Regions from separate parts of the Mus musculus genome. Here all the other regions are linked to region 4. A link is a loop called in an ENCODE intact Hi-C map of the cell type or tissue named here. Cell type or tissue: heart. All regions are shown on one strand. Links, peaks and the distances in the headings refer to the core of each region. The heading gives the core; the rest is flanking DNA. Region 1 holds the start of Tlk2 (tousled-like kinase 2 (Arabidopsis)). Region 2 overlaps Efcab13. Region 3 has its middle 13 kb from the start of Myl4. Region 4 holds the start of Mettl2 (methyltransferase like 2). Region 5 overlaps Tlk2 (tousled-like kinase 2 (Arabidopsis)). Region 6 overlaps Mapt (microtubule-associated protein tau).

Evidence for each region. Peaks named below come from ENCODE experiments on the same cell type or tissue, not always from the same donor. Only the 100,000 strongest peaks of a DNase experiment are listed, where the experiment ranks them.
Region 1: a loop joins it to region 4, with 9 times the contacts of the local background. A loop is called at or near these places in 15 of 42 quality-filtered maps.
Region 2: a loop joins it to region 4, with 5 times the contacts of the local background. A loop is called at or near these places in 12 of 42 quality-filtered maps.
Region 3: it touches region 4 in a loop (5-fold over the local background); 20 of 42 quality-filtered maps call a loop at or near these places.
Region 5: it touches region 4 in a loop (2.3-fold over the local background); 3 of 42 quality-filtered maps call a loop at or near these places.
Region 6: it touches region 4 in a loop (4-fold over the local background); 6 of 42 quality-filtered maps call a loop at or near these places.

What each region holds. Positions count from the first base shown.
Region 1 is chr11:105,179,267-105,184,316 of GRCm38, reverse strand. It overlaps Tlk2 (tousled-like kinase 2 (Arabidopsis)), which reads right to left and starts at 2,790. Exons shown (of 22, transcript NM_001112705.2): 1 at 2,266-2,790; 2 at 23-105. The coding sequence starts at 103. It overlaps 1700052K11Rik (RIKEN cDNA 1700052K11 gene), which reads left to right and starts at 2,884. Exons shown (of 1, transcript NR_027956.1): 1 at 2,884-5,050. In heart, for the core only: no CTCF peak of the experiment used is centred there; DNase peaks (open chromatin) are centred at 1,946, 2,096, 2,856 and 3,546; H3K4me3 peaks cover 3,711 bases; H3K27ac peaks cover 3,118 bases.
Region 2 is chr11:104,766,091-104,771,140 of GRCm38, reverse strand. Efcab13 reads right to left here. Exons shown (of 31, transcript XM_030246468.1): 27 at 1,488-1,556; 28 at 41-184. Among named protein-coding and RNA genes, the nearest start is that of Gm11639, 13 kb to the left of the region's middle. In heart, for the core only: a CTCF peak has its summit at 2,893 (motif pointing left); no DNase peak of the experiment used is centred there.
Region 3 is chr11:104,587,694-104,592,743 of GRCm38, reverse strand. No RefSeq gene overlaps it. Among named protein-coding and RNA genes, the nearest start is that of Myl4, 13 kb to the right of the region's middle. In heart, for the core only: no CTCF peak of the experiment used is centred there; a DNase peak (open chromatin) is centred at 2,433.
Region 4 is chr11:105,123,202-105,128,251 of GRCm38, reverse strand. Mettl2 (methyltransferase like 2) reads right to left here and starts at 1,827. Exons shown (of 9, transcript NM_172567.3): 1 at 1,646-1,827; 2 at 1,385-1,476. The coding sequence starts at 1,755. In heart, for the core only: CTCF peaks have their summits at 2,427 (motif pointing right) and 4,035 (motif pointing left); a DNase peak (open chromatin) is centred at 1,921; H3K4me3 peaks cover 1,717 bases; H3K27ac peaks cover 973 bases.
Region 5 is chr11:105,229,745-105,234,794 of GRCm38, reverse strand. All of the region lies in intron 7 of Tlk2 (tousled-like kinase 2 (Arabidopsis)), which reads right to left. Among named protein-coding and RNA genes, the nearest start is that of Tlk2, 51 kb to the right of the region's middle. In heart, for the core only: a CTCF peak has its summit at 2,628 (motif pointing right); no DNase peak of the experiment used is centred there.
Region 6 is chr11:104,312,969-104,318,018 of GRCm38, reverse strand. All of the region lies in intron 8 of Mapt (microtubule-associated protein tau), which reads right to left. Among named protein-coding and RNA genes, the nearest start is that of Mapt, 84 kb to the right of the region's middle. In heart, for the core only: a CTCF peak has its summit at 2,124 (motif pointing left); DNase peaks (open chromatin) are centred at 938 and 2,128.

The sequences.
Region 1 (5,050 bases), core at 621-4,620, 56 kb before region 4:
TCATTATCGCTGAATAACTCACCTTACTTACACCAACTCCAGTGAACCTGGCCTCTAGTAATTCCTGCCTTCGTGGGTCCAGGCTATGCAGTTCTTCCATCATTTCTACAGAAAAAGAAAGAGGGACAAGAAGCCATGAAAACTAACTGAAAAGAAAAAAGTTTTGTGTAAAACAAAACACACAGTAATTTTGTAAACCTCAAGGAAATACACATTCAAGTGCTATAAGTTATCTGATGTCATCAACAGTTATCTAAGATTCCGTAGCAGTTCAAGTTCTCACCTACGAGGATCGTTTCTACTTTTCCTGAATTCTAATTTGGTCTTTATAGGGGGAGGGAGGTATGGAAGTCTACCCCCCGTAATAATCCTAACATTCAAGAGGTATAAGTAGCAGACAGACACAAATTTAAGGGCAGCCTGGTCTACACACAGCAAACTCAAGACCACCTAGGGCTACATAAATTTAAAAAAAAAAATTACAAAAAAAAGTAAATAAAAAGAAATAAAGGGGCTGGTGAGATGGCTCAGTGGGTAAGAGCACCCGACTGCTCTTCCGAAGGTCCAGAGTTCAAATCCCAGCAACCACATGGTGGTTCACAACCATCTGTAACAAGATCTGACACTCCCTCTTCTGGAGTGTCTGAAGACAGCTACAGTGTACTTACATATAATAAATAAATAAATCTTTAAAAAAAAAAAGAAAGAAACTCTTCATATAAACTCTGTAAAAGTTAAGCAGAAGGGTAGAACAAGGGCAAACTTACAAATAGAAAACTCCTGTCAGATACCTTTCAATCTAAGTACTTCTAGAGATTTCTTTCCCAAACACATAAGAACTAGTTAAGCTAAAAATATGAGTCATTTAATAATTTCAAGTGAATCCAGAGTGAATCAGAAGCTGCAAATAACGTCAAGAAGCCCTACTGTATATAGCTCCTTTCTCTGAATAGCTCACAGTAGCTAGTGAAAAATGGAATTCTTTCATGGTAAATGTAATGTAGAACCCAACATAAACCATCAACCTACATTCACTCAGGAAATTGATGTAACTGTAACAATTCCTTTACAAAATCTTTTTCTGACCACTCCATGGAACAGTAGTTTCCTCTCCACTCTGGGTACCTGCTTGCACTCCTCCCAAACAGGGAGGAGCAGGAGGGCACCATTTTTAAACTCTTTTCCTGACCAATTAATGTAGATGCTATGAGCAAGTTTGTCCATCCGATGGGAGAAAGTACTCTTGCATCATCCATTAAAAAGTTCTTCAATATTGAGAATAGAAAAAGAGCATGCATCATAACATAGGAACCCTTCAAACATTCTAGTATTCCAGAGTTACTGGAGGCACTCCTGGAGTGATTGGCAGAAATTTGTATTAAAGTTCACTGAAAAAGGAATCAAACCTTCTCTGCAATCTAACAGCTCCATAATTTCCAGTAACATCCCCTACACCCGTCCTAACTTTCATTTCCCTTCCTGGACTGAATGCCTGGAGCAAAGGGGAATGAAAAGGTGACGAATTCAAGTTTCACTCACACACACAAGTAAGGAATTAGGAAACTGTTAGAATGGTAGAAAGGCATCTTAAAAAAAAAAAAAAAAGACTGAGAAGAAAACCGAGTTTTCCCTAAGTAGGTAGGTGGCCTTGCTCACTACTTGTCCTGCCCTAATAATCGAGGTCGGAAAGGCAGAGGTTACAATGCAGTCTCTCCCCAATCCCAAGGTCTCTGGAAACATTTCCCAACCCTCCATCCCCAGGCCTGGCCCAGAAAATGAGGCCCTAGCAGTTACCCCATTTAATGTCAACTCATGATCAGAAAATACCCACCCCATCTCTTTCCAGAGGGGCTTTGGACCGGGATCCTCCCAATGGCCCCAAGCCGGGAAGCAGGACCGATGGGGCCTGGTCCCGGCGCCCCTCGCCGGCTCCAAACTTTCCCCAACTCCGGGCCCACCTGTCACGGACGGAGCGAGGGACAGCTCTCGGGGGCGCCCCGTAGGCTGCCGAGGCCTCCAGCTCCCCGGAGTCGCCTCTCCCGGCAGGCCGACCGCCACACTCCCAGGCCTGGGCCTGGTCCATCTTCGGCCCGGCCCCTCGGCGACCCCGCAGCCCTCGGGGAGCACCTCCCGCCTCGGCGCCCAGGAGCTGCGGCACGACGCCGGCCCGGGTCGCAGCCTCCTCGGGCCCTGGAGTGGGGCCCCCGGGACGGTTAATACCCCAGGCCCCGGCGCCCTTCCACGTCCAGGGGCTGAGCTTCTCACCTGCCGCCGCTGCCGCTCCACTCTCCTCTCGGGAGGGGCCCCGACCCGACCCGGCTGCTGACCGCTCCGCTCTCCCCCTGGGCAGGCCCGGGGCGGAGCCGGGGCCTCTCCTGAGCGCCGCAACCCCCCGCCCGGGCAGCCGCCGGCGGCGCCGGGCTCCACGACAGGGCGGGCGGGGGAGGGGGGCCACGGAGGCCGCAGATCCCCGAGCTCGCGTACGGAGCCAGGCGGCTGACGCGGGCCCGGGCCCGGGCGGCCGCCGGGGGGCGCGGGGCCGGCCTCCTGGCGCCGGACAAAGGCCAAGGGAGGCGCAGAAGGGTCTGGGTCGGGCCGAGAAGTGGGGGCCCGCTCGGCTGGGGGCCACTCGGGTGCGGCGCGGAGGGCGGGATGGGGGGGGGGTCGGAACCGCTAGTGCCCAGGACCCGCCTCCGGCCCCTTAATCCGGATCGGTTCGGTCCGGATTAGTAGTGATCGGTGTAAACACACTAGTGAAACCGCGTGTTTCCTCGCGAGATTTGCACGGCTGGGAGGCACGGGGGGGGGGTGTTCCTGGGGTGGGGGGGAGGTAGTGCCGGCCGTGGGGGAGGGGACGGGAAAGGTGTTGGGGGGAGGGTCGCTGCTGCCCCCGGAGCTCCGCCTCCTCCAATCAGCGGCCGCGCTGGCGGGCAGGGGTTAACCAGGGGACCCCGCACCGGCGGAACAGGCCGCGCCTGACAGGGCTGCTGAGGGCGGGCGGCTGGCGGCGCTTGCGGCCCCGCCTGCGACGTGAGGGGTGGTTGGTCGGCTCGGGGGCGCCGGGTAAGCGGCCGGGGCCGGAGCCTCGGGAGCCCGCCTTTGTGGAGACAGAGTCGGAGGCCGACGGTTGGGCTGCGCCTCAGGCCGCGGAGCAGCGTCGGAGCGGCGACCCGGCGGGACTGCCGCGCTCGCCCTGCCTCTCATCTACACACATTTTTTGGGGTGAGGAAAGAGGTTGCTCTGCCCAGCGATGGATCCGAGGAGAGAGCCCGGGAGCGGGGCAAGGGGTGTCACTGAGTTCGCGGTGCCCACCCGATGTCCGCCAGCCGGCCATCCCCCGCAGCCATGGTCCACGTCCCCAGACCCCACGCCACGCCACGCCACGCCACAGGCACGGAAAGCCGGCCGGCGGCTCTCGCCTTCCACGTACCTGACTGGCCTGGCGTCTCCAGGGACAAAGGTGTCCTGGGATCACAGCCGAGCCCTCACCAGCATGCCCCCCTCCAGAGCGGAGGTCGCTACCCGCCCCCCGGGGAACTCTCTCAAAGCACCTAGGGGGAGGTTCCATCTTAACCTCCGGTGACAAGATGGCCCTCCTGGGGTGCTGGGGGCCTGCTCTTCAGAGTGTCTGCTGAGAGGGTGAGCGCCTGCGACAGGAGGGCTTTCCTGCATGGGAAAGGGTTCCACCTCTGACCCCAGCGCCAAAGGGGGAAAAAGTCACTTTCTTCACCTAGTTTCACGAGCCAAGACACGGACTTCAAAGTAACGACTCAGCTTTTTGTTTTCTTCTGATGCTTCCTTGACCAGATGTCTGAACGTGTCTGAAGGACTACAAGGGAATCACAAGAGAAACATTCAAGCTTTTACACAGCCGGCTTGAACTTTTCCAGGCGTTGGCAAGTACTCCAAAGTAGAATTCTGTTATTATTAATTTTTCCACATATTGACTGGACAGAGACCTGCCAAATGGGCAAAGGATGATAATTCCTTTTTGTACATTCTCCATCCTTCAGAACTCAAGTAGAAAAACTCAAATTGGGAGTCATCTTCCAGATCCCAGGCTGCTTGGAAAGATGAACGTTTTGAAGGGAAGAGGGGAAGAGCAAGTCAGGAGCAAAGGGTAGGGAAAGGGGGCAAGGAGGAGCCCCCAGAATGCAGTCAGTCTCAAGCATGAAAATGATGAACAAAAGGAGTGCACTGTGGCTCCTCAAGTCTGCACAGTGGGAAAACAAAGACAGTTCTTTGATTATAGTGAGATCAAGAAAATAACACCCACATTCCCATAACTTGGGAGACTGAGATGAAACAAGATTGCCAGCCTGGGTATCTTAAGACCAAAAGAAAGGGGCCTGGAGAGATGACTCCGTGGTTAAGATTGGCACTGTTCTTGGGTTTGCTCCAAAACATCTACACCCGTAAGGCTTCCATGGACAGTGCGTTCATGTGCACACACAGACATAATTAAAAATAAATCTGAAAAGAATATGGCCTGCAACTGACTATGCAGCATGGGCTGGCCTTAGGTGGTGGGTCCTTCGACCTCTTTCAGAGTTCTGGGATTACAGGCATGCAGCCACTATACACAGCCTAAAAATAACTCCTTAAATAACACTAGAGTGTCATAAATTAGGAGAGGAGACCAGAAGAGAAAGAGAAATGGACAGTTGAAACTGAGTTCTTCCAGCTGGTCCACAAACAAGTTGTCTGGGCCAATTATCTAATCGTTTCAAGTTTCACCAACCTTGTGCTAGAGCTAGAGGATTCCCAGTGCCCTTTCTAGACCACAGGTCCCATTTTCAGCTTTTTGTTTTGATAAAAGGTCTAATGTATAGCTGAGGCTAACCTAGATCTCCCACTGGCTGAAGATACTGTCAAACTTCTGGTCCTCCTGCTCCTGCTTTCCAAGAGCTAGGATTAATTATAAGCTAGGCAAGCAGTCTACCAACTGAACTACATTCCAAGCACACAGACTCACCTTTATCTGTTTTCAGAGAGTCTCACTATGTAGCCAAGATTGTTCTAAATTCTCAGTCCTTTTGTCCCAGGCCCT
Region 2 (5,050 bases), core at 668-4,667, 360 kb after region 4:
TAGGAGGAAGAAACCGTACAATTAAGAAAGGAGAATTCACCGTCAACAGAGGCTTGTCTCAGGAGCTCCTGCATTGTGCTCTGGCTTATTGGCATCCCAGTACTCATGAGGTTGGAGACGAGCTCATCCACAGGCATCTTATTACCTCTGATATTATCAAAGGTCTGGACCCCTTTCAATAAACCTGAAAGTACGGGAATGAAAGAGAACGGTGGTTGACATTGAGACTAATTCCTTTTTAATCCTTGGAACCCACGGCCTACAGAAATTAAATAGGTGTATCTTTAAAAGAACTCTGGCCCAACGAGCAGCTGAGAGAGTCAGATGCAGATATTTACACCCAACCAATGGACGGAAGCCAGAGACCCCTGTGGTTGAATTGGGAAAAAACTGGAAGAAGCTGAGGAGGAGGGCAGCCCCATGGGAAGACTAGCAGTCTCAACTGACTTGGACCCCCAAGATCTCTCAGACACTAAACCACCAACCAGGCAGCATACGCCATCTGATATGAGCCCCCCCCCCCACACACACACATATACAGCAGAGAACTGCCGGATCTGAACTCAGTGGGAGAAGATGCATCTAATCTTCAAGAGACTTGGGGCCCCAGGGAATGGGGAGGTCTGGTGGAGTTGGGGATGGGGACATCCTCTTGGAGACAGGGGATGGGGGGAGGTATGGGATGGGAAGCAGTGGGTGGGGGGGGGCAGATGGGAAGGAGGATGAAGTCTTGACTGTAAAAAAAAATTAAAGAATTTTTTTAAAAACTTAAAGAAAAAAAAAGAATTCTGAGTCAAAAAGCTTTTGAAACACATCAGTGGGTTTTGTCTTTAAAGTCAATTAGACAATTAACAAAACCAAACTGCAGCCAGGTAAAAGTTCCTTTGGGGTATAATTTCTGAGGAAGCTCAGGCTTTGTTCATTCACTGCTAGCTCTCAAAGGCGTTTCTGCTGCACGCTCCAGGATAACACAAACAGTAAGGTTTGCCAACAACTGGGCACAAGTTCAGGATGGTCGAGAGGCGAGTACAGAAGGCAAGCCATTGAGGACAGGAAAAGTAATGTGGTCTAAAAAGGGAGAGTCCTTCTCGGAGTCCAGGAGCCTTCCTTCTTCGAGAGCATGCTGGCTGGCTTTCCTGCCCCAGACTATGCGCTCTTTTACAACATGTTTCTGAAGTGAGAGAATAACCACATGGAGATTTACAGAAACGAGAGGGGTGTGTGCTGCTGGAGCAATGGGGTTATCCCTACAATATAGCGTGCGTATACTGTAAAGTAATTTGCCTTTAGGAGTCATTACAGGTATGACATTCTAAATAATTATTCGAATAATTAGCTAAGGCATGGGAAGTCTGGATACAACATTTAAAATGAGGCAAAGGAAACTTTAGGAAAATACTCAAAGAAAAAAACAAATGGCGTTTGAAAGAAGTTTAAAATACAATGCGGTGATTCCAGAAACTTACTTTCATTTTTATTATACTCACTTTTGAACCGTGTCATTGCAGATACGCCAGTTAAATAATTAATTGTGTTTCTTAAGATCGCCTCTTTTTCTGCAAAGTTAAAGAGAGAGAGAGAGAGAGAGAGAGAGTAGGGTTTAAATGGATCAAACTTACTACCACAAGGGCTAAAGAGATGGTTCCGCAGCTCAAAGCATCTGCTGCCTTCAAGAGGTGCTGGGGTTCACTTCCCAGCACCCACAAGGCAGCTTATGACCATCTGTAACTCCAGTGCCAGGGACTCTGACATCTCTTCCGGCCCCTGCAGGTATCAGCCACGCATGTGATACACCTACATGCATGAAGGCAAATCTTCACACACATAAAATAAAACTAAATCTTTTTTTTAAGACAGTAGTGAGGCAACAATTATGTTAATATAGTAACATATTTCTGTGATCACAACACATTGGTTTGACTGGGGGGATACAAGGGCACCTCCCACACTCACACAACACACAGACACAACACACAGGGATCAAAGTTTCATAACGTAGCACTTACCACTCCCGCCTGTGATACACTCCGAAGCCCTCTGCTACCGTTCTAAGTATTCCCATTTGCTTTTTAATGATATTCAGGACCTAGTACATTCACTACACAACTCATTACGTGACCCATGTGTTAAAACAGTCACAAGTTGTATAGGATAAATGTGTGTGTGTGTGTGTGTGTGTGTGTGTGCGCAGCAATGATTATTAAAGTATATATAAGTAAGACTAAAGGACAGCATGCAGGGTCACGTTCAGCAAAGAGATCATTTTTTAAATATCTGTTGATGAAAAGGACAATTTCATTTTTTTTTCTTACCAGCAAATACTTCCTGTTCAATGTGGGGAAAAAATATCAAACAGAACAACAACAAAAAAAAAAAAAAAAAAAAACTATGCACAAAATCAAATGGATAAGAAGGCAATGTTTGTAACTTGGTAATATAGTGAATATGTTAAGATGACTAGATCCTAGAATTGATCAGAAAGAAGGACACATCGGCTGAATGAGGTCATGAGACTTTCAGTTGGGAGATGTCCCACCCATAAGGACACCCCACCCGTAAGGACACAGCATCCTCATCTCCAAAAACAAAAAGATGCTGAGAGAAATAAAAGGGTTCCGAGGGATTGGAGGTTTGAGGTCTCCTCTCCCTTCCATGCCTCCCTAGCATGGGAGTTCCAACCATGAACTCATGAGGTCAGTCCTCAGATTAGATTCAATTTCATTAAATTAAACCAACGTAAATGAAATGCTGGGACCGAAGCAGTTAGACACCTGGATTAATCCTCTGAAGGTACTAAAAAGAAGAGAGTTTTTCTACATCTTAAACCATCAATTTGCATCCCAGTACTGAATGTCTAGCCCGCTCCTACCTGGCTCCCCCTGCTGGCTCTAACGCAGAAGCACAGCAGCGGCATTTCACCCAGAGTATTTGAAAGACTAAACACTTTAGTGGAAAACTTTAAACTTTCAAATTCTCACTGTCTAGATTCCTCCAAATCTGGGAAATGTCCCTTCTTCAACTTATGAAAACTTCCTAACATTTCAACACCCAGGAAAAAAATATCAAGAACTGAGATACGTTCCTTCTTTGAAAGTGGTGAGTTTGACTTCTCTATTAGCATACAATTAAGGTTTCTCTTTGGGTTTGGTGCAGTTTCTGGAACGTTTTCCTATGTATTTCTTATTCTGCATAAAAGTCTTTGAACTTCAATAATTAACAGCTGAAGGTCTCTCTGTGGATTGAAAAGTTATCAGCCACACCCTTTTGAATATTTTCAATACAGCCACCTGTATGCATGAATGTTAGACACCTGTTTCCTATGCCTTTAACCCTTTCCTATATTCCAAATCTTTACTGGATTCTCCCCATATAAACCCTCAGACCATTTTACAGTTCATGCTTACTTTGGCTTTGTTTAATGTACTGATATCACTAGCAGATGGTTAATTTTAGTATCTTTAGTTTCTAAAGATTTTGTTTATTTTTTAACAAATGTCTTCATTTTAAAATATTTCTGCTTCTTTTGCACTTCATCAACTTTATCTTTTATTCATTTAATAGTAGAATAAGCAAAATTAAAACAACAAAACTAAATTAAATACATGAGAAAATATAGAACAAAGGTATGTTGACATCAGACAAAACAAGGTTAAGACCTTATCAATATCCACTACAAAGAAATCAATTCACAGTGTGTGGTGCAGGGTGACAGCCACCTCACATGTCAACAGACTATGAAATGTCAGTTTAAGAGACTTGAACAAATACACAAAAAAATAATAAGGGGAAATCAGTTTCAACCCCCAAACAGTCAGGGAAAAAAAGATTTCTCAGCAGCCAGGGAATGTCAGCACAGATGCCGTGGTCATAGGCACCCTCTGCTGTCAGAAGACATCAGAGCACACATGTTTGCCCCTAGAAAGAGACAAAAATCTACCCATCTTTCCCAGTTTTCCACTTGCATTCTCCCAAGTTCTCTGATGCATGTATTTTAAATATAAGTCTATTGGTGGTGTGTATATATCTTCTGTGTAGTTTTCTTTCCATTTTGCATTATTACAGTGTTTTTTATTCAATGGCTGCACAGTTATCTTTTGAGCAGATAATTTGCATGATTGTTGAATACCCAGGTTTTCTCACCTTTTCATTGTTTTCACAGAAATCTTGATTCCCCAATTTCTTTATTCTTTTTACAAACGTTACTCTCAGATAAAATTTCCGAATTAATTGAGTTTTACAGGTCATTGTTTGTATTCAAATGTCTTACATGATAGGATAAAGATGATCTCAGCAAAGAGCCACACTTGTGTCTTTATCCTCTAAGAGTGTTTAATACCAATTGAAATTCAAGCACTTTAAAGTTAGTTAAATCATACATTAGAATATATAAGCAAGGGGCTGGAGAGATGGCTCAGTGGTTAAGAACACTGACTGCTCTTCCAGACGTCCTGAGTTCAATTCCCAGCAACCACATAGTGTCTCACAATCATCTGTAATGGGTTCTGATGCCTTCTTCTGGTGTGTCTGAAGACAGCTACAGTGTACTCATATAAATAAAATAAATCTTTTAAAAACATATATAAGCAAGATAAAAAATATATATGTATGATATATTTTATCATTCAAGATGATAATATATCATTCAAAATATGTTATATATTACATATAAATATATATCTTTCATATGTACATATGAAAGAAAAATATATCCTATGTTCTGGGGACAAAGCACAACTGGAAAAGTGTTTGCTTAGCTATGCAAAGCCCCAGATGTGATTCACAGGACTGCATGAACTAGGCATGCTGGTACATACTCATGTCAGCCATCAGTAGGTAGAGGCAGGTGGATCAGAAATTCAATCTCATCCCCAATTACACAACAAATTTGAGGCCAGCCTAGAATACAGGAATCCTCGTCTCAAAACAGCAAATCAAAACAAAACAGAGCAGATATCCCTAAGGTCCCATACTGAATAATCGTAACTCATGGGTTCAAATATCTTGTCAAAGCTTCTCAGTGGAGCAAGTATTAAAGGCAGATTCATTTGGT
Region 3 (5,050 bases), core at 399-4,398, 540 kb after region 4:
GGAGGACGTTCCCATTGCCAAAAGAGGGACCACAGGAGAAAAAGCAGCAACTGCCTCCCTAAACCAAAGTAAGCCCCCAAGGAAGGGCAAGGGTCAGGGGTCAGGGGTCAGGGACCAGGGGATGGAAATAAAACACACGTTCTGGGAAAAATGAGAAGAACTGTTGTCAAGTTCATGGTGGCCTGGGAGGAAGACTGGCCTGGCCAGATGCAATGTCAAAACATCCAGTGAGAAGATAAACAGAATCCCACAAAGGCTCCAAACAGCACTTCTTGACCTTGTATGGATCTCTGACCCCTCCCCCCGCCCCCCCGGAAAATATGATAGCAAAGCACAAAGCCTGTTCTTGGAAAAAGGAGTACACAGAGGCCTGCGAGAGTCTTTTATGGTTAAGAATTCCTGTTTCTGCGCACAAGGAATGAGTGGTACTCGGCAGGGAAATTCTAGCTATGTAGTTTGCAAACAATTAAATAAGGAAACAGGTGAGACTGACGGGGCTGAAGGAAGAGTTCCACAGCATTTTCTCATACGTCAGGACGGGGAAAGCTAAGTGCTCTCCTTACAGACCTCAAGTTATGACAAGGAGCTGGCAAAGAAAACCTTAGAACACCTGAGTTCAAAGTGGGATTGAAACACAATCTTAAAGTCTGGGGGTTAGCTCGGGTAGTAAAGAGCCTGCCACACAAGGGTAAGGATCTGAATTCGGATCCTCAGACCCCACATAAAAATTGGCATAGGCTGGTCAATGCCTGTAACCACAGGACTGGGGTGGGGGAAGAGGAGCAGATACAGAAACAAGTAGATTCCTGAAGCTCGTTGGGCAGCCAGCCTTGTCAAATAAATGAGCTTCCAGTTCCCTGAGAGACCCTGTCTCCAAATAAATAGAGGGAGAGGGAGGCGTGGGGGTGGGGGTGGGGCACAACTGGCATCTACCTGTGGTCTCTGTATCCATGTGCACACACATGTGCGCCTGCGCACACACACACACCAGACACACACAGACCTACAGAAAAAACTACAAACACCACATTCATCAACCAATAAATATAGAAAGATAGACGGACAGATTCAATGTTAAAAAGTGGCAAACAGCCAGGCGTGGTGGTACACACTTTTAATCCCAGCACTCGGGAGGCAGAGGCAGGCGGATTTCTGAGTTTGAGGTCAGCCTGGTCTGCAAAGTGAGTTCCAGGACAGCCAGGGCTATACAGAGAAACCCTGTCTTGAAAAAAAAAAAAAAAGAAAAGAAAAGAAAAGAAATCTACTCATGTGCATTATTTCGAGTGAGTTCTCTCTCACCACTTCAGGTTCAAAGCCCATATACACAAGATTCTTTCTATCCAACATAAGGCTGTGGAGCTGAGTTCAGATCCCAGCATCCATATACAAAAGCACCTCCAGCAGCTACCTCTGTGTCCTAGTGAGGAGTAGTGTGGCTGTGATGAAGCACTATGACCAACCGTAAGCTGGGAAGGAAAGTGTCTATGTGGCTCACACTTCCACGTCCTAGTCCATCACCGAAGGAAGTGAGGAACTCAGAGAGGGCAGGGACCTGGAGGCAGGAGCTGATGCAGAAACCATGGAGGGATGCTGCTTACTGGCTTGTTTGTGCATCCTTGCTTGTTCAGCTGCTTTCTTATAGAACCCAGGACCCAGCCCAGAACAGCACCACCCACAATGGGCTGGGCCCATCAATCTCTAATTAAGGAAATGTCCTATAGGCTTGCTCAGTCTTATGGAGACATTTTCTCAGTTGAGGCTCCCTTCTCTCTGATGATGCCAGCGTGTATCAAGTTGACGTAAAACTAGCCAGCATCGTCTGTAATCCCTCTATAGAGGGAGAGAGAAGTGGGTCCCTAGAGCTCACTCTCCAGCTGGTTGTACCAAATCAGTGAACTCCAGGTTCAGTGAGACATCTAGTCTCAATGAATGAATGAATGAATGAATGAAGTAGAAGGCAAGCAAGAAAGCTCATCAGTGAAGAGTGTCCTCTGCTCTTCCACAGGACCTGAGTTCAGTTTCCTGCATCCATATCAGACAGCTCACAACTAAACACAGACACACACACCATACACACAATTAATTAACTAAGCATAAGAAAAAAGTTTTAAACATGACGCAGTCTGCCTTTTTACCTTACAAGCTATGGAACCAAGACAAAGTGGGAACATGATTTAGGAGCCAAACTGGGTCATGCCAGGAATTCATATTTCCACAACAATGTCCTCTCTGTGACCTGCATTGCCAAACGTTGTGATGAAGCTTGCAGGCTAACTAACGGCTGTGCTTCCTTTTAAAATAAACAAGCTCTGCGTTTGTCTAAAGGCTCAAAGATAAGCTAAGTGACTCCTGGAGTTTCTTCCAGCCCAGGCTAAGCACCTCAGACACACACTCGGGCTTCCTGCTGGAAGCACACTGTTGCAATTCCGCCATCTACTGGTAAGAACTGAACATGGCACCCTAGCCATCACCAACATACATTACCTTAAATGACCCAGTAACCAGGGTTTTTGCAGGACGCCAAGCACATGGTGGCACTGTGCTGCTAAACACTGCCTTCGGGTGATTACACGACCCTAGAAATCTAAAAGGTCTCTAGCTCTGACATCTTCAGCTGTCTCAACCCAGTGGCTCTGTTACGGAGAACAAGCTGAGAGTTCTGTTTAAGGGGTGTGTTCATCTATAACAGTGGGGAAAGCATCAGGGAAGGGGCAAGTCTGAGTCGTATCTCAAAGGGTTAGAATAATTTTAATGTTGCTGCCCTACTGATCAGTCAGGCAAGATGCACCCCCACCACAATGGTAGCAAATCGGAGACTGGCTCCACAAGAACAAAAATCACATCTGATACTGTAAAACTGGCCAAAACTGGCTGGGAGATCAGAGCCCTTAGTGAGGAAGGGGCAGCTCTTGTTGTGCTAAGTGGATGTGATATGCTTCTCCTGGCTTTCTCTGCTATTACACAAGCCAGTATTCTGTGCCTAGGGAATGGTACCACTCTCAGTGGCTGGGTCATCACACCTCAATTAATATAATCAAGATAATCCCTCATACACAGACAAGCCCACAGGCCAACCTAATTACATAATTCCCCATTGAGACTACCTTCTCCTGTGATTCTAGATTGTGTCAAGTTGACAATTACCACCAACTCAAAAATATTTGGGCATTTTTGTTGTTGATGATAATGGTGGTGGTGGTGATGATGATGATGGGAACTGAGCCATAGATGGTAGACAAGAGCTGACCAATGAGCTATGTTCCCAGCCATTACTATCACTATTATATCTGAATGTTCTTGAATGGGGACTATAGTTCCCACCTCCTGGGCTGCTGGAAATGGCTGTTATCTTCTCAGCACAGGGACAGTCACACAGTAAGAGTTCAGGACATTGATTGTGGGTTGTTTTGTTTGTTTGTTTGTTTGTTTGTTTATCGCTCTGAAATTTGCATTTGTCCTCAAAGGTGCCAATTTCATGGTCACATCATCTCTAATGACCACTTTCCTCAAATCCTTCCCACAGGTAGCAGAGACTGTGGGCCGGATCAGGAACTCGGTACTGAGTTGGGGAAGAAGGCAGGGGCGTCCTTGGGAGGGGGAATTCTCCAAGCCAGGTTCTGTTCACAGCCTCCGAGTCATTCCCTCTGATAAGGGGACTTTCCAGAAAGCTGCACTTCCGACCTGGAGCAGACTGCTCCATGGAACCCTGAACGGAGGTGGCTGAGACGGGCCTTTAGGGTCTTCCTCACAGCAACTGCCCTGTGTCCCATCACTTCCCATCAACCCATAGCAGGGCCAGAGCCTTCCTTAAGTCATCCCCATTGAGGTAAAAGGACAGGAATCTCTTCCATCTTCATGACGGTCCCCAACACAACAAAGGAAACATACTGACCATGGCAGTTCCCACAGAGTAGGAAAAGCTCCAGAGCCTTTTCATCAGTGGACAAGATGGCCAAGAAGCACCAAGCACCTCAGCTCATCAGAACAGCTCCCACATGGGGAGACAGTATACAAGGGACTTCAGTGCCTGAGGGTGTGTGCAGGATAGCAATGACACCAGCCCTGGACCTCAGTGGAAGGAGACCAGTGAATGCACTTCCGTTTTTGTTTGAGTGTGGTTTGGCTGGTGGGTTGGCTATTGTTTTGCTGTTGTTGTTTTGTTAGAGGTTTTATAGATGTATCTAATTTTTCCCCTTTGATTTTGTTTATGAAACAAGATCTTTCTATGTAGCCCTGGCTATTCTGGAACTCACTACGTAGTGAGTCTGGTCTGTTTTTCAGGTACCAGGGGCACCATGCTCAGAGGAAGCACCTCATGTGCCCACATCAAGAAACCAGGACCAAAAGCAAAAAATAAAAAATAAAAATAAAAACCATGCTCCCATGCTCTATTGGGACAACACGGTGGCGTGTTCCTCAGCTATAAAAGGTTGGCAATTTAGACACAAACTACAACATGGATGACACGGGATGGATAGGACAATCGCTGCATGAGCTCATTTATCTAGAGTAGTCAAAGTCACATACACAAAACACAGAGTGCTGATTGACTGGGGTGTGGGTGGCACCAATAAGTACTTCCCGGGAAAGGACCCAGAGCCCATTGCATGCTGGGCAAGTGCTCTACCATTGAGAGACATCTCCACTTCATGTAAATAGTCTTTCTTTTCCCCCTTTTAAGATGGTGCGTGTGCGTGTACGTGTGCGTGTGCGTGTGTGTGTGTGTGTGTGTGTAACATGTGCATGAAGGTGTCCTCAGAGGCCAAGATGGCGTTGGACTCCCTGAAGCTAGAGATACAAGTGCATATGAACCCCTGGACATGGGTGCTGGGAGCCAAATTCAGGGTCCTCTGTAAGAGTAGCAAGCACTCTTGACCCATGAGTCATCTCTCCAGCTCTACAATGTGACTGTCCTTAACACTGTTGATTGTAAAATTGCTTATTGCGCTAAAGTCTGTATTCTAGGTGTTTTAAAGTGCTGGGGACCTAACATAGACTAAGCAAGTGTGGAGCTAACACGGAGCTAATTTTTTTTTTAAAGCAGGATCTC
Region 4 (5,050 bases), core at 670-4,669:
CATTCAGTGACTGTCATCCACGAAGCTTTTCAGAAGGCATGTTCCTGCTTCTTTAGAATGCAGGGGCCAGGCACAAAGTCAAGATTGCTAATGAATACTAAAATAAATAACCAGAAAACACACAAAACTAGACAATGGGAAACTGCCTTCCAGAAGCAAGAAGAGTTTTGATTAATCAGGAGACTGATAGGGGCTCTTTTTCTGCTCGTTGTCAACACAAGAGACCTGGACTAGAATTGATGAAAGAATAAAAACCTGAGAAATTGGAATCCACCACTGACTGCTTACCTCTAGGCAAAGCACTTAAGGCCCCGTGGTCCAAGTTTAATCGTTTTGGAGACTAGATCACCCTATGCTGCCCAGGATGGCCTCCAATTCAGTGATCCTTCTGCCTCAGCCTCCCACGGAGCTGAGTCTACAGGAATACACCACTGCACTTGGCTAACTGGTCCTTTAACTGCGAAAAGAGGATACTGGGCTACATGATTTTCAAAATCCCTCTCAACTCTACGAAGCTTTATCTAGTCTTATCTACCTAACAATGCAGGCAGGGTGCCTACTTTGCAACTGGAATATATACATATACTTATTTTTGAGACAAGCTCTCATGCAGCCCAGGCAGGAGTGGAACTCTACGTAGCAAGGATGCTCTTGACCCCACTCAACCTCTTGTCTCTGCCTCCCAAGAGATTACACCCCTACATCTTAGGAGGTACGTGCCTGGCCAGTGACCTCGGTACTATAGAGAAACTATCAGTGCTTATTATCATAACCGATGAGCCATCTCTCCAACCCCCTGATGCCTATTACCTTAAAGTTCCAGGTTTACTTTCAAACGCCTCCTAGAAACAGGGACAACCAGTTCTAGTATTTTATAAAGGAATTATTCTTGTCTTCGGAAATGACCTCTTTCGCTTTGAGCAGACTCGTCTCTCCACTCTGCTGCACGCATCTTTCTTTGGTAGAAGTCCCACATCTCCAAACCCAACACCTCAAGAAAAGATGTTATGATCTAATCCTCTCCTCCCACAGTACGTTAGGATCCGACCACATCAATCTAGCTCTGATGGAAACGTCCCAGCAGAAGGTAAACTGTAGAAGCTACCCTAAGATGACTGAACGACTTTACGGTTGCCACAGGCCAGCCACATCAACGCGACACTCGTAGAACTAGAGAGTTCAACAACAACAACAACAAAGTCCAACCCCAATGGCTTCAAGACTTTGTTAGAAGACAGCCCCTTTGCCTCCTAACCCGTCCCCTCCCCGACCCGTTCTGGGCCGGAGTTCTCCATCAGGTCAGTGATAAAACGATCCCGGTGCCCCCATTTTTCTTGCCGTCTGGAGGAGGCGCGTCCCACACTGCGGGCACAACGGAGCGCACCTTGCTTCTCCGGGCACACCAGCGGGGAGCTGTTCTCCTGCACTTTCCTCTCCGCCGCCGCGGCCTGCTCCTCGGACCACTTCACGTTGTCCCTGTGAAAACCAAACGGGCAGCTTCAGGCCCACCGGTCCCGGACCCGGGAACGTCGGTCCTCGGGAGGCGAACGCTTCAGCTACCGCCGCGGGAGGAGGGCCAGCGGGCAGGGCTTTTCTCCAAGTGCTCCGGGCTGGCGAAGAGCCGGGCGAGATGCAGGGCAGTTACCAGGCATTGTGATGGAAGACGCGCGCCGGGTCGCTCAGGAACCGGTGCCCGAACTGCGGTCTCTTCCCGTCCTCGGTCTCCGGCACGCCTTCAGGGAAGGAGGCCGCCATGACACCGGAGACGGAAACGCCTTCTCTTCCCGAAGGCGAGGACTTCCTGTGGGCCACGCCCCTTCCGGAAGTAGCGTCACTGGGAGGGAAGATGGAGGGCGGGGCGGGGCGGGGCGGGGCGGGGCGGGGCGGGGCGGGGCGGGTTCCAAGTGATTGGGAAGCTCAGCGGAGGCGAGTCCGAAAGGAGTCATTTCTCCCTGGAGATGCACAAGGGCGTGCAGCACGGGGAGGAAGTAGGAGGCTATTCCCTCGAGTACGGTTCCGTGCAGGTCCCAAGATTCCCCCCAGGAAAAGCTTTGACTAGCCGACTGTGATGAGACGTGGTCACCAGACCACAGTCCGCGGGGAGGCAGCGCGTGGGTTTTGAGAGCATGAAGCTTCCGTGTTAAATGACATAACCGACCACACCTCCTTGAAAAGCCAGGCTTAATTGGCACAATAAAAATTGTAATTCGTTCATGCATAGAGCTTGTAATATGTATTCAATTTATTTAAATGTATACATTGTACACTTATATACTATACATATATGTATAAATATTTTAAAACTAATAGTAGGTCACTGGTATATAATTTATAATTGCACATTTTTAGCCTTATATTTTCTATTTAAATAAATTTCCCCTTTATGTGTACGCATGGTTGTGCACCACGTGCATGCAATGCTCATGGAGGCCAGAAGAGGGCACCAGATCTCCTCGAACTGGAGTTACAGATGCTTGTGAACCAACATATGGGTACCAGGGATCAAAATATGGGTCTCCTAGAAGAGTAGCCAGTGCCCTTAATTATAGGGCTCTCCAGGCTCTATAATTTCTTTAGGCTTGGTGGCAGGCAGCTTACTTGCTGTGCCATTTTACCAGCCAGAGTTATTGTTGTTGTTGTTATTATTGTTGTTGTTTTTGTTATTATTTTGATACATTTTGAAGGACTATGTAATTCTGGCTGGCCTCCAGCTCTCTATGCAGATTAAACTGGCCTCAAACTCAGAGATGTGCCTGTCTCTGCCTCTCAAGTACCGGGATTAAAGGCATTCACCATCACATCCAGCTATATGTATTTTTTTTTTTTAATATCATGCTCTTTAAAAGCTGTTAGTGTTCACATTCAACAATCCCATTATATAATTTTTGTGTGTGCAGAAAGCTCATTGTCCTTTTACTTGAAGTTCCAACATTATTTTTAATAAGTGAGCCATTTGAAATATATGGCTGCTTCTCTTTCTCTCTCCTCTCCTCCCTCCCTTCTTCCCCCCCCCCGTGTGTGTTTTAATTATTATTTTCTTTTTAAATATAGAATTCCTCTATATAGCTCTGACTATCTCATAACTCTCTTTGTAGACCAGGAAGGTTTCAACTTCAGAGATCTGCCTGCCTCTGGCTTCTGGGTACTGGGATCAAAGATGTGTGCTGCCTCCACACCTGGCTAGGTTTTTATTTTTGAGATTATGACATTACATCACTCCTCCTCAACCCTCCCATATTCCCCTCCTTACTCTTTCAAATGCATGGCTTCTGAAAATGGATGAGTGTGTCACTGTGTACCCTTATCTGGCTTCAAACTCTGGACCCTCCTGTCACGTCTAACTTTGCCAGTGCTGGAATTACAACATGCATTTCCAAATGTTTAACTATTCTAAACTTGAGCTTTTGTTTTTAGACCATTTTCTTTTTTGTGTCTATTTACATCAGTGTATTTCAGTGTATCTATTTACTTCAGTGTATTGTATCATTTACTGAAAATGGTGTGTGTGCTTGGTTTTCTTTTTTAAATTTATTTATTTCTATTTTATGTCCATTGGTAATTTAACTTCATGCATTTCTGTGTGAAGGTATCAGATCCCCTAGAACAGGAGTTACACACAGTTGTGAGCTGCCACGTGGGTGCTAAGACTTGACCCCTGGTGCTCTGGAAAAGCAGATGGTGTTCTTAACCGCTGAGTCACCTCTCCATTTTCTTTAAAAAATTATTTGTGTGTGTGTGTGTGTTCAGAGGAATATCAGATCTCCTGGAGCTGGAGTTACAGGTAGTTGTGAGCTGCCTGATGTAGGTGCTGGGAACTGAATTCACGTCCTCTTTCGAGAGCAGCTCTTAATCGCTGTGCCCTCTCGCTAACCCACTAAATGAGTTTACACAATGTATTTTGCTGGCCTGTACCAACTCATTTTCCTTCGGCAGTTGAAGCATCTAACATCTTTTGAAAGGAGTTCGGAAGACGTGGTGCAAGGTGGTCAGAATACATTGAGAACTGTGTTTCAGAGGAATCGAGGGGCCCCCTAGTGGACGATAAAGGGCACTCTCCTACTAAGCGGATATATTCAATGCTTGGAAAGGCTAAAGGCTCTCCAGGGGATCGACTTGGATGTTAGCCCAGGGCAGGGTAGTTAATCATTTCATGACCCAGCCACCCCAACCCCATCACCCTCCCAACCCCTTGTTGCAGGCGGTGCCAATTCTGGGCCATTTAATGGCGTTGCTGTGGAACAAGAGCTCCAGGGAAGGATCTTGATGTCTTAATTGCTTCTTTTTAACTTTTACAGAGCATGAGCAGCCTTTTGTATAAACTGATTTAATAACCTTTTTTGTTTTTGTTTTTTTCTTTTAAAAAACTTTTTGATTCTTTGTGGATTTCACAGCATGCAATCCCACTCATCTCTCCTTCCTTCCATATTCCCTATTGCCCTCACAACCTACCCTCCAAAAGAAAACAAAAACCCCATCTCTCTGTCGAATCTGCGGTGTATCACACAGTTTACTCTTTTACTCAAACGGCTTGCAAATATCATTGATCTGGCTTGGTACCTCTGGCTTCTGCTATACTATCAATACTGGATCCTCTCTTGAATTCTTTTCAGATAGCCTATTATTGGCCTGTGTCATGGAGATCCTGCAGCTTGGGTTCTGCAGGACCTGCCCCTGTTGTAGTGTCAAACGACCCTTACTCACAAGGACCACAGAGACCGCCGCCATCACTGCAAAACGCATGAGGATTTTTATTGATCTAACATGTTGGGGACTCCCCTCCCAGCACGCAGGCCAGAGGAGAGACCAAGAACAAAGAGAGGACACACTTTTTATACCTTTGTAAGGGGCAGATTTGAGCAACAGGGTTCTCATTGGTGTAGCAAGTGACCCTTTCAGACATTGGTTGGTTTGTATAGTGACTAAGTAACCCTTTGGCCTAGTGACTCACTTTGCTTGCCCCCATGGTGGGTTATTATGATTTGGTCAGCAAAGTAATAGTACATTTTGAACTTATGGATCAGCTATTAATGTCACAGCTATTAACGCCAGG
Region 5 (5,050 bases), core at 416-4,415, 110 kb before region 4:
GGAAAAAGACTGAAAGTTCAAGGTCACCCTTGCTAAACAGTGAGCTCACCGGGCCTAAGCTACACACCTTAAATAGGCCAGGGGAACACTGCGGTCTTTGCCCAGCTGTTGAGTACAGCCTCTGGGTCCATTTGGCACCAAGGCAAGAAGTATATTAAAGTAAATTAAACCAAGTGGAGCTAAAGATTGACCCAAGCCTCATGTATGCTAGGCACACTCTGCCATTGAACCTTTTCTCCAAGCACCTGTATCTTTATATTAGACTAAAGGCTAGCAAACTGCATTGAAGCAAGAAGTCAAGAGATGGTGAAGAAGTGAAAAAAAGTCTGAACAGAAGCTGGAGAAAATGATAAATACACAGAGTGACATCAAGACTTGAGAGACCAGTGAAACATATCTTAAAGCACAGACCTATGGAAAACATGGTGGGTCTAATATTGATTCAGGAGAACTGAATGGATTTACAAAGAGCCGATTTGTTTACTAGAATTTAGAATATGAGGCAATGGCACAGGAGAGAAGGGAATACCAAGGCTGTTTGGGAGTAAACTGTTCTTGCAGGAAGAAAAGCATTCCATGAACTATGCAGAAAAGTAAAAGTAAGATCTAGGAAGACTGGAAGTGGAATATGAAAAAGCTATACAACAATGGACTGGTTTTGACTTTGAGAACAGGGAAACATTCCTTGAAACACTAAATTAGCTTGTGAGTATTAGCATATAGATACCAGGAAATTTACCTGGGATTGATTTAGGGTAGCCAAATAAATACTGGGAAATACTGACATGCCTGCCAAGAACAATGGAAAATTCTTAAGATGAAATACTACATATACCTCTGTAAAGTGCACCACAATAGATCCACTAAAAACAAAAAGATGCCTAAAAACAATGTGTGTGTAGGGAGTTAGGGGATGAGCCTAGACTGAAGGATTACGATGACTTTCATCAACATAAATTTTCTTTCATGAAGCTTAGGACTTTGTATGGTGATGGATACACACATATATATGTAATGTTTAGAAGATACATGAGAATGATACAGTTCTACCTCCTGTGAGCTGCCCTGTGTGAGTGGAAAACGAAAGGGAGTGTGGGAGGTGGGGTTTCATCTTTTTAGATAAGCGTACATTTTTCTTAAAAACTGAAACTAATCATTTGATGGTACAGGCTAATTCTCAGTTGTTGTATATAGTGATACTGCCTTACCATTTCCACTGTTTGGTATTTTTTCAATTTCTCAAAATGAATTTCCCAGAATGGTGGGAAAGATGGGAATTCTGCAGGTTTAGAAATGTTACATTAGTTTGATGTTGGATCTTTCAAAAATAATGTTATTTATTTTATGCACATTGCTATGGTTTTGCCTGCCTGTATGTCTGTATGAGGTTGTCAGATCTTGGAGTTACAGACAGTTATGAGCTGCCATGTGGATGCTGGGAATTGAACTCAGGTCCTCTGGAAAAACATTTAGTGCTCAACTACTGAACCATCTCTTTAGCCCCAATGCTAGATTTTTACTGAAAATATTTCTTAAAAAATTACCAACAATGACTGATAGACTTTGTACTCTATATATCTATTTTATTAAAATTTAAAATGACAACAAAAGACAGAAAGGAGAACAGTGGGGGAATGGATTCTTAGTCAAATGCCTGGCATACAGAAATAAAGACCTGAATTCATGCCCTAAGTATTCATACAAAAAACTGGGTACAGCAGTGCAGCATTCTGTATACATACCACACTCATATACACATTTTTTTTTTAAACAAAGAGAAAATACCTACATAGTTTTAAAGGAGCTTTCAAAGAAACAGTAGTTTGGCATTAAGAGTTTTAAAAGGCCAGGCATGGCGGTGCACGCCTTTAATCCCAGCACCCGGGAGGCAGAGGCAGGCGAATTTCTGAGTTCGAGGTCAGCCTGGTCTACAGAGTGAGTTCCAGGATAGCCAGGGCTACACAGAGAAACCCTGTCTCAAAAAAAAAAAAAAAAAAGTTTTAAAAGGCTGGAGAGATGGTTTTGTGGGTAGAATGTTTGCCATGCAAGCGTGAAGAAGCTAGGCAGGACATGTCTGTAGCCCCAATGTTAGGGCCAGAAACAGGAGGATAATGGAGGCTCACTGGCCAGTCTTGTGAGAGACCCTGTCTCAAAATAAATAGACAGACAGACAGATGGGTGGAAACAGAATTAAGGAAGACTTCCCAGTATCAACCCTAGCCTTTTCATGTACTCATATGGACATATATACAGACAAAGATTAAAAAACAGATCCACCAGACTTTGACAACAAGAATTATTTAATCCAATGAAGACTAAATTAGTAACTACAACTGTTTCTCTCAGTGAATCCAATAAAAATCATTTGGCTTTTGCAATGCCCAACAATGAAACAATTGTAATATTATAATGTTCCTTATTGTTTTCAGGTCTTAGAATAATTTGCATAACAAAGTCTCAATTGTAGCTAAAATGACAAATTTATATACATAATATATGAACATCTGAAAAGATTGGGTGAAAACAAGATTATGTTAAATAAATCCTTCATAGTGGGGGAAAATGGAACTAAAAAAATTTTTACACACACAGAGTATATATATTGCAGCTGTCTTCAGACACACCAGAAGAGGGCATCAGATCCCATTGCAGATGGTTGTGAGCCACCATGTGGTTGCTGGGTATTGAACTCACTCAGGACCTTTGAAAGAGCAGTCAGGGGCTGGAGAGATGGCTCAGCGGTTAAGAGCACTGACTGCTCTTCCAGAGGTCCTGAGTTCAATTCCCAACAACCACATGGTGGCTCACAACCATCTGTAATGGGATCTGACGCCCTCTTCTGGTGTGTCTGAAGATAGTGTACTCATAAATAAAAACTTAAAAAAAAAAAAGAAAGAAAGAAAGAGCAGTCAGTGCTCTTGACTGCTGAGCCATCTCAGCCCTGAAAATGGAACTTTTTAAAGATTGTTACGGCTGGAAAGGTGGCTCAGTGATTAAGAGCACACTGGCTGCTCTTCCAGAGGGTGTGGGTTCAACTCCCAGCACTACATGGCAGCTCACAGCCACCTTTAACTCCAGTTCCAGGGGAGCATCTTTTTCTCTTCTGCAGACAGTGCATGCATGTGGTGCACAGACATGCATGCAGACAAAACACTCAAATACATGAACTATAAATACATCTTCAACTGGGTGTGGTAGTGCATGCCTTTAATCCTTGGAAGGCAGATCTTTGAATTCAAGGCCAGTCTGATATATGGAGTGAGTTGCAGGACAGCCAGGGGTACACAGAAAAATTCAGTCTCATAAATAGATAGGTAGGTACATAGGTTGATAGGGAAGGAGGGAGGGAGGGAGGGAGATAAATAAGTAAATATTGATTGATTGACTGACTGATTACATAAGAGACATTATCTGAAGTAAAGGTGAAAATCTCAAATACAATCTGTCAGCAGTGGCTATCTCCTCTAGGAGCCTCAAAAAAGACTTGCATTTTCCCCATTGTTTTAAGGTCTTGTGAATTGTACAAATGGAGTATTTTTACAATTTAGAAGATTATATACTATGTCTTAACATTTCCTATTTTAAACATGAGATTACATAATAATTTAATATTCATCTCTGAGTTTGGGATATAGTTCAGTGAGAGTGCTTGCCTAACAAAATAAGGCTTAGCCAGGTGTGGTGGCACACACCTTAAGTCCCAGGAGGCAAGAAGCAAATGGATCTCTGTGGGAGATCAGCCTGGTCTATACAGTGAGTTCCAGGACAGCCAGAATTACACAATAAAATCCAGTTTCAACCCCAGCCCATCCCCCAAAAAGATAAGGCATGATTTAATTCCAATCTCTCTCTCTCTCTCTCTCACACACACACACACACACACACACACACACACACACACACACACAAATGAACTCTGAATTTTCTATCATACTATTTTTACAGACAGACAGTTTTCATTGCTAGTTTTCACACACACACATATAAAACTCCTTTTACTATATGGCATTCCAACATATAAATGTATTATAATTCATTTTACCAATTCCTTTATGAAGAATGCCCTTATTAATTTATGCAACATGTAAATACATTGAGTTCCTATCACAGTAAATTCCACAGGACACTGGAGATATAAATTGGGCAGTTCTGACCTAACAGCTGACATTTCAGAGAGTAAGGAGTCAGGCACAGTACATTTTACTGCAGCTAAGATATGAGTCAAAAGAGTGGGGCCCAAGAGCTAGTTAGGGGAATGGAAGGCAGTGAGGACTTATTTTATAATGTGCTCAAGCTGGGTTCTCTAGTAGAGTTCCTTGAAACAGAGAACAGAAGGTATATTGACATCTTAGGGGGAGAACGCTGAGGCAAGAGCAAGCATAAGCTAGATATAGAGGTGCAGACCTCTTAACTCTAGCACTTAGGAGGTGGAGGCAGGAGGAACAGGAATTCAAGGTTAGCCTTGGCTATATAGTAAGTTTAAGGCTAACATGGAATACCCAAGACTGTTTTAAAACCTTCACCCTCAAAAGTGCAAAGGCTTTAACTAACAACAAAGCTGGTAGTACTTAAACAAAGTAGTCAGTCTGAATGCCACTTGGTAAGAAAAGAAAAAGCAGCAAGGGATGGGGGCAGGAACAAGCCAAGCAGGGCCATTTTAAGGACTTGTGAGACAGAGGCGGCACATATGAACTGGGGTTCAGTAGTATTGGGTGCTACTGAGGAAACTAAAAGAACAAATAGAGGGGCAAGGAGTCCAGTTAGGCTGAAATCTCAACAGGGGGATAAAAATTTCAGCTACAGTGGCAATAGTGAATAGAATTAAGTGGAGGAATTCAGGGCATTTTCTGAAGCTAAGATCATTAATATTTACTGCTCCTGACTGTAGGGTTAAATTCGAAGAGATAAGAATAAATGTTTTTAAGGCAGAAATAGATGAAGAGCAGACAATACTCAGATATGTAAAACTGCAGAAGTGGGTGGTGAGTGGGGAATTAGAATGCCAAAACACTTTGAAAGCTGATACACTTGGACAGAAAAAGAAGGTGCC
Region 6 (5,050 bases), core at 602-4,601, 810 kb after region 4:
AGTCACAAAAGGAATCTGGAAGAGAACATGGCTGGGAACAGGAGGACAGAGCTGGGAGGTCACTAGGTTGGGTGGAGTGACAACTGTAAACAAGGAGTCCCCTGGGTCAAGTGATGAGAAGAAAGATCAACAACAATCCAAACAGACACACCAGTGCAAGGCACCTTATCACAAAGAGCGTCCAAGGCTGGGGAGTGGCAAGGCTAAAGGCTTCAAACCAGATTGTCTTGAGCTGAGCTGGTGGGATGGCTCAGGGAGGGTAAAGAACTTGTCATAAAACCCCACTTCTGCCTTCTGAACACAGTGGCGTGCACATACAATACTTAGTTACTTTAGACTATCCTCTGTTAATTTTAACTTTTTTTTTTAATGCTATTTTGAGGCGGGGTCTCTCTATGTAGCCCTAGCTATGCTGAAATTCAGTAGTAGACCAGGCTAGCCTTGAATTTACAGAAATCCTGTCTTGAAAACCCAAAATAATAACAACAATAATAACAACAACAATAATAACAATAAAATAAGAGGAAGAGGGCACTATTATATTCAGCACCGAGCTTCCCGGAAGCCAATGAGGAAAAAGGAAATGTGACTGATTACATAACTCATGATTTGACAAAGAAAATGGTTTTTGGAGGAAGATGACTGCTAGACACAAATTAATCAGAGGACATTAAGCAATCGCACACGGTCTGAAACATACATAGAGACCCCGCCCTGTGTGTGTGTGTTTCTTATTCTAACCCCACAGGAAAGGAAACAAGCTTTTGTGGTGTTTGGCACTAGATAGATATTTACAAAGCAGACTTGAATTACTGCTAGTGGTCATGTTAAGCCAAAGCGCTCGGGAACACTGAGGTTCAGAGGGGGAGAGGGTGGTGGCTGGCGTTGTGAAACTGGAGCCTGCAATGCCGTTCCCAGCAAAAGCAGCTGGCCCGGTCCACGGCGCTGGGCTTTGGCTCTGACCGGACACTGGAAACATCCTGGAGCGAATGGAGGATGTTTTCAGCTGAGGGCCTTCGATTCAGGAGGAAGTGTTTGTGGGCAGGGAGTGGTCCTGAGAAGCTGGCTGGACCCACTTTAGTTTACACTTCCCAGAGCCATGTCAAACACTAGGTGGACTTTGTTCTACCTCTGTTTGGGCTCAGAACTCTCAGGGAATCCCTTGCTGGCACCAAGCCTCTAGCCCAAGGAGCTCCCAGACTGCTGGTACTAACTGGGCTAGGCCGGGCATCACCTCATTTGGAACATGAACCTGACGTGGCCAGCTGGGGTTCCAGAAAGCCTTTCCTTAGAGTCCAAGAAAGCCTGCCTGTATCCAGTCTAGCCGACCTGCAAAAGGCAATAAGGTGCCGGAGGTCAGGTGCCATTACAGCTACCCTTTCAACAGTGGCAGTAGCTGGGGACGGAGCTCAGATAGTAGAGGACTTTCCCAGGACGCAAAAGGTCCTGGATTTAAGCCCTCACAGTGTATAAAACTGGGTGTGGTGATGCAAACCTGTAGTTTTAGTGCTTGGTGAGAGGACGCAGGAATATCAGAAACTTCAAGGCCATTGTCAACCACGTGAGTTTGAGACCAGTTTGGAATAAATGAACTCCTGTCTTTTAAAAAACAAAACAAGCCGGGCGTGGTGGTGGCGCACGCCTTTAATCCCAGGACTTGGAGGCAGAGGCAGGTGGATTTCTGAGTTTGAGGCCAGCCTGGTCTACAAAGTGAGTTTCAGGACAGCCAGGGCTATACAGAGAAACCCTGTCTTGAAAAAAAAAAACAAAAAAACAAAACAAAAACAAAAAACCAAAACAATACAAACAAACAAAAGGCTTTTTTTTCCTGTGTCAGTGAATATGTTGCATTTAAAATACATGCAACTCCCCCCCCCCGCCCACATACAAATGTTAACATATTTTAAAAACTATTTCAATCTCTGTATAATCAGTGGTGAAGCAGAAGGACAGGCAGACAGAAACAAAAAGAAATGGGCAGAGATGAGAGAAAAAAGACCACCAGTTAGCGGAAAAGACGACTCAGAAAATCGCAATACACTTGCAGAGAAGAAAGCAACAACTGTGAGTGGGCCAAGAACACAGGCTGCTGTCTACAGCGCTCCTCTGCCATCTTGTGGTCACCTGTGGTACTACAACCCCGGCACTCCCAAGGGCTCTTCCAGGTTCTACAAGCTTTGACTGGGGGACTCACAGGTTATGTCCTGCGTGGACCTGGAAAACTTCAGAGGAGCTCTTCATCTGCTTAGTCAACCAGGGGGACAGTAGCTGAAAACTGGTTAGGAAAGAAGTGAAATTCCTTTCTTTCTTTCTTTCTTTCTTTTTTTTTTTTTTTTGGTTTTTTGAGACAGGGTTTCTCTGTATAGCCCTGGCTGTTCTGGAACTCACTCTGTAGACCAGGCTGGCCTCGAACTCAGAAATCCGCCTGCCTCTGCCTCCTGAGTGATGGGATCAAAGGCGTGTGCCACCACACCCGGCAACATTTCTTTCTTTTTTATTTTTATTCTTTTATGAGACAGGGTCTCACTACTTAGCCCTGGCTGCTCTGGAATTTGCTTTGTAGACCAGCCTGGACTTGAACTCAGAAATCTGCCTGCCTCTGCCTCCTGAGTTCTGGCATTAAAGGTCTGCACCACCTTCAATGCCTGACTCTCCTACCTCTACCTCCTGAGTGCTGGGATTACTGGTGGAAGCCACCTTTATCTATCTATCTATCTATCTATCTATCTATCTATCTATCTATCTATCTATCTATCTATCCATCCATCTATCTATCTAAACAGAATCTCAAGTATCCCGGGCTACAGCTTTGGTGACAGTGTCAGGATGGGTCTCGGGCCCCCGAGCCACACCCCTGGCTTGTCTTTCCATCTCTTACTTTACTATCATCTCCTGTTATTTAATGCTTTCTTTCGGTTACAGGTGAATTTCTATAATTTAATGTTTTTTTAATTTGAGGGTGGCCTAGGCTGGTCTTGAACTAACAATTCTGCCTTCAGCTTCCTACATGCTACAGTCCTAGATGACTAGTACGCCTGGTTTCCTCCATTCCAAGAACACACTTCTCCATGAGAAGCCCTGACACACAAGGATCTAAGGTTCCAGGGCCTCTAGTCTCTAGAACAGAGGTTCTCAACCTGTGACTTGAAACCCTTTTGGGGGGAGGGGTCAAATGACCTTTTTCTTTTTTTTCCATAGGGGTCACCTAAGATTTTTGTCAAATGGATATTTACATTACGATTTTTTTTTTTTTTTTTTTTTTTTTTGGTTTTTCGAGACAGGGTCTGCCTCCCGAGTACTGGGATTAAAGGCGTGCGCCACCACTCCCGGCTTTACATTATGATTCTTAACAGTAGCAAAGTTACAGTTTTGTAGTAGCATTGCAAGCAATTTTATGATATGTGGTAGGGGTCACTACAGCATGAGGAAGTGTACTAAAGGGTGCAGCGTTAGGAAGGTTGAGAATTGAGACCCATTGCTCCAGAGGCAGAACGTGAGATCGCACAACAGATCACTGGACAGTAGAGTCTTCTTTTCCTTTCCTATTTTTAAAATTTTTGTTTTTGTTTTTCTTTTTTTTTTTTTAAGAGAATATCTTGATACAAGCCTCCCTGCCTGGCCTGGAATTTGCTACCCATAGAACTTGCTACTCTTGAACTCACAGCAAGTCCTCCTGGGATTACAGGCATGCTCTATCATGCCCTGCTCCAGTGAGTAATTTTTAAAAAACACGGTTTAAACCCTGGTCTCACTGTGAACTCCCCACTCTCTCCTCTCAGATGCTGCACAGGGAGGGGCCGACTCTGGATGGACATGGAAGGCCTAGGGCCGGCCCAGCTGTGTCTGAGCTGAGAAGGTACCTGCGGAACCTGTATATGGGGTCATGGCAGAGACCAAAGGAAGACCCAGGTGCTCAGGACCCCACGGTTTGGGGAGGACCAAAAGCCAGCATGATAAGAAAGCACTGAGCATGAGCCTCAGCCTGGACTGTACCATGGAAACACTCCGGTCCATTCCTGGGGTCACGGTGAGGCTGGGGTAGGCTCTGTCCCTGGGGGTCACGGTGAGGCTGGAGTAGGCTCTGTCCCTGGGGGTCACGGTGAGGCTGGGGTAGGCTCTGTCCCTGGGGGTCACAGTGAGGCTGGGGTAGAGAGCATTAGACATTTAAAAGAACTTCCAAGTAGCTGTTGTCTCCTGGTTCCACACTCCTTCCTGTATTCTCTGGTAAGGCTGTCTGACCGGCTGCATTTCCCTTTAACACAGCCTCACTGTGAAATCTTAGGGTGAAACACGTTCACCGAAGCAACCATGGAAGCCGAGGGGAAAGTCTAAGGCAGAAGAGTAGATGCCTCTCGCATATCTCCTAATCAAGATCTTCCTTCATGTGGAGTCCAGGCTAAACAGACTCCTTGGTCCAACCTGAGGTTGCTAGGATAACATGTGTCACTCTTGCTTAGCTTGATGGAAAATCTAAATGAACCTCAGGACACTCAATGTCTGCAGAGTCCCCTGCAGTCCATTTCTTCAAGGTAAACACCACTCCAGAGGGGTCTGTAGTCTTCAGTACCTTTTTTAAAAAAATTAAATTACATTAATTCATTTGTGCGGATGTGGGTGTATGCTTGTGACACGGTGTGAAGGTCATCAGAGGAGAAACCCTGTTGGAGTCAGTTCTCGCCCTCCACCTTGTAGGTTCTGAGGACCAAACTCAGGTGTTCAGGTTTGGTGGCCAGTGCCTTTAACTGTTGAGCCGTCTCAGGCGCTCTCTCTCTCTCTCTCTCTTTCTCTCTCTCTGTGTGGTTGTGTATGGATGCCTGAGAAGGTCAGGAGAAAGGGTAAGGTGACATGGAGCTGAACAAGCAGGTGTGAGCAGCTTGCAGTGGGTGCTGGGGACAGAACTCTTGCTAAGAGCAAGGGCCCTTGACTTCTCAGTCATCTCTCCAGCCCTGCTTTATTCACTTATTGTGGGGAGGTGAGCGCCTGGAGGTCAGAGGACGGCTCGCGACAACAACGTGGGCCCTGGGAATTGAACTCCGTCGCCAGACTTGGC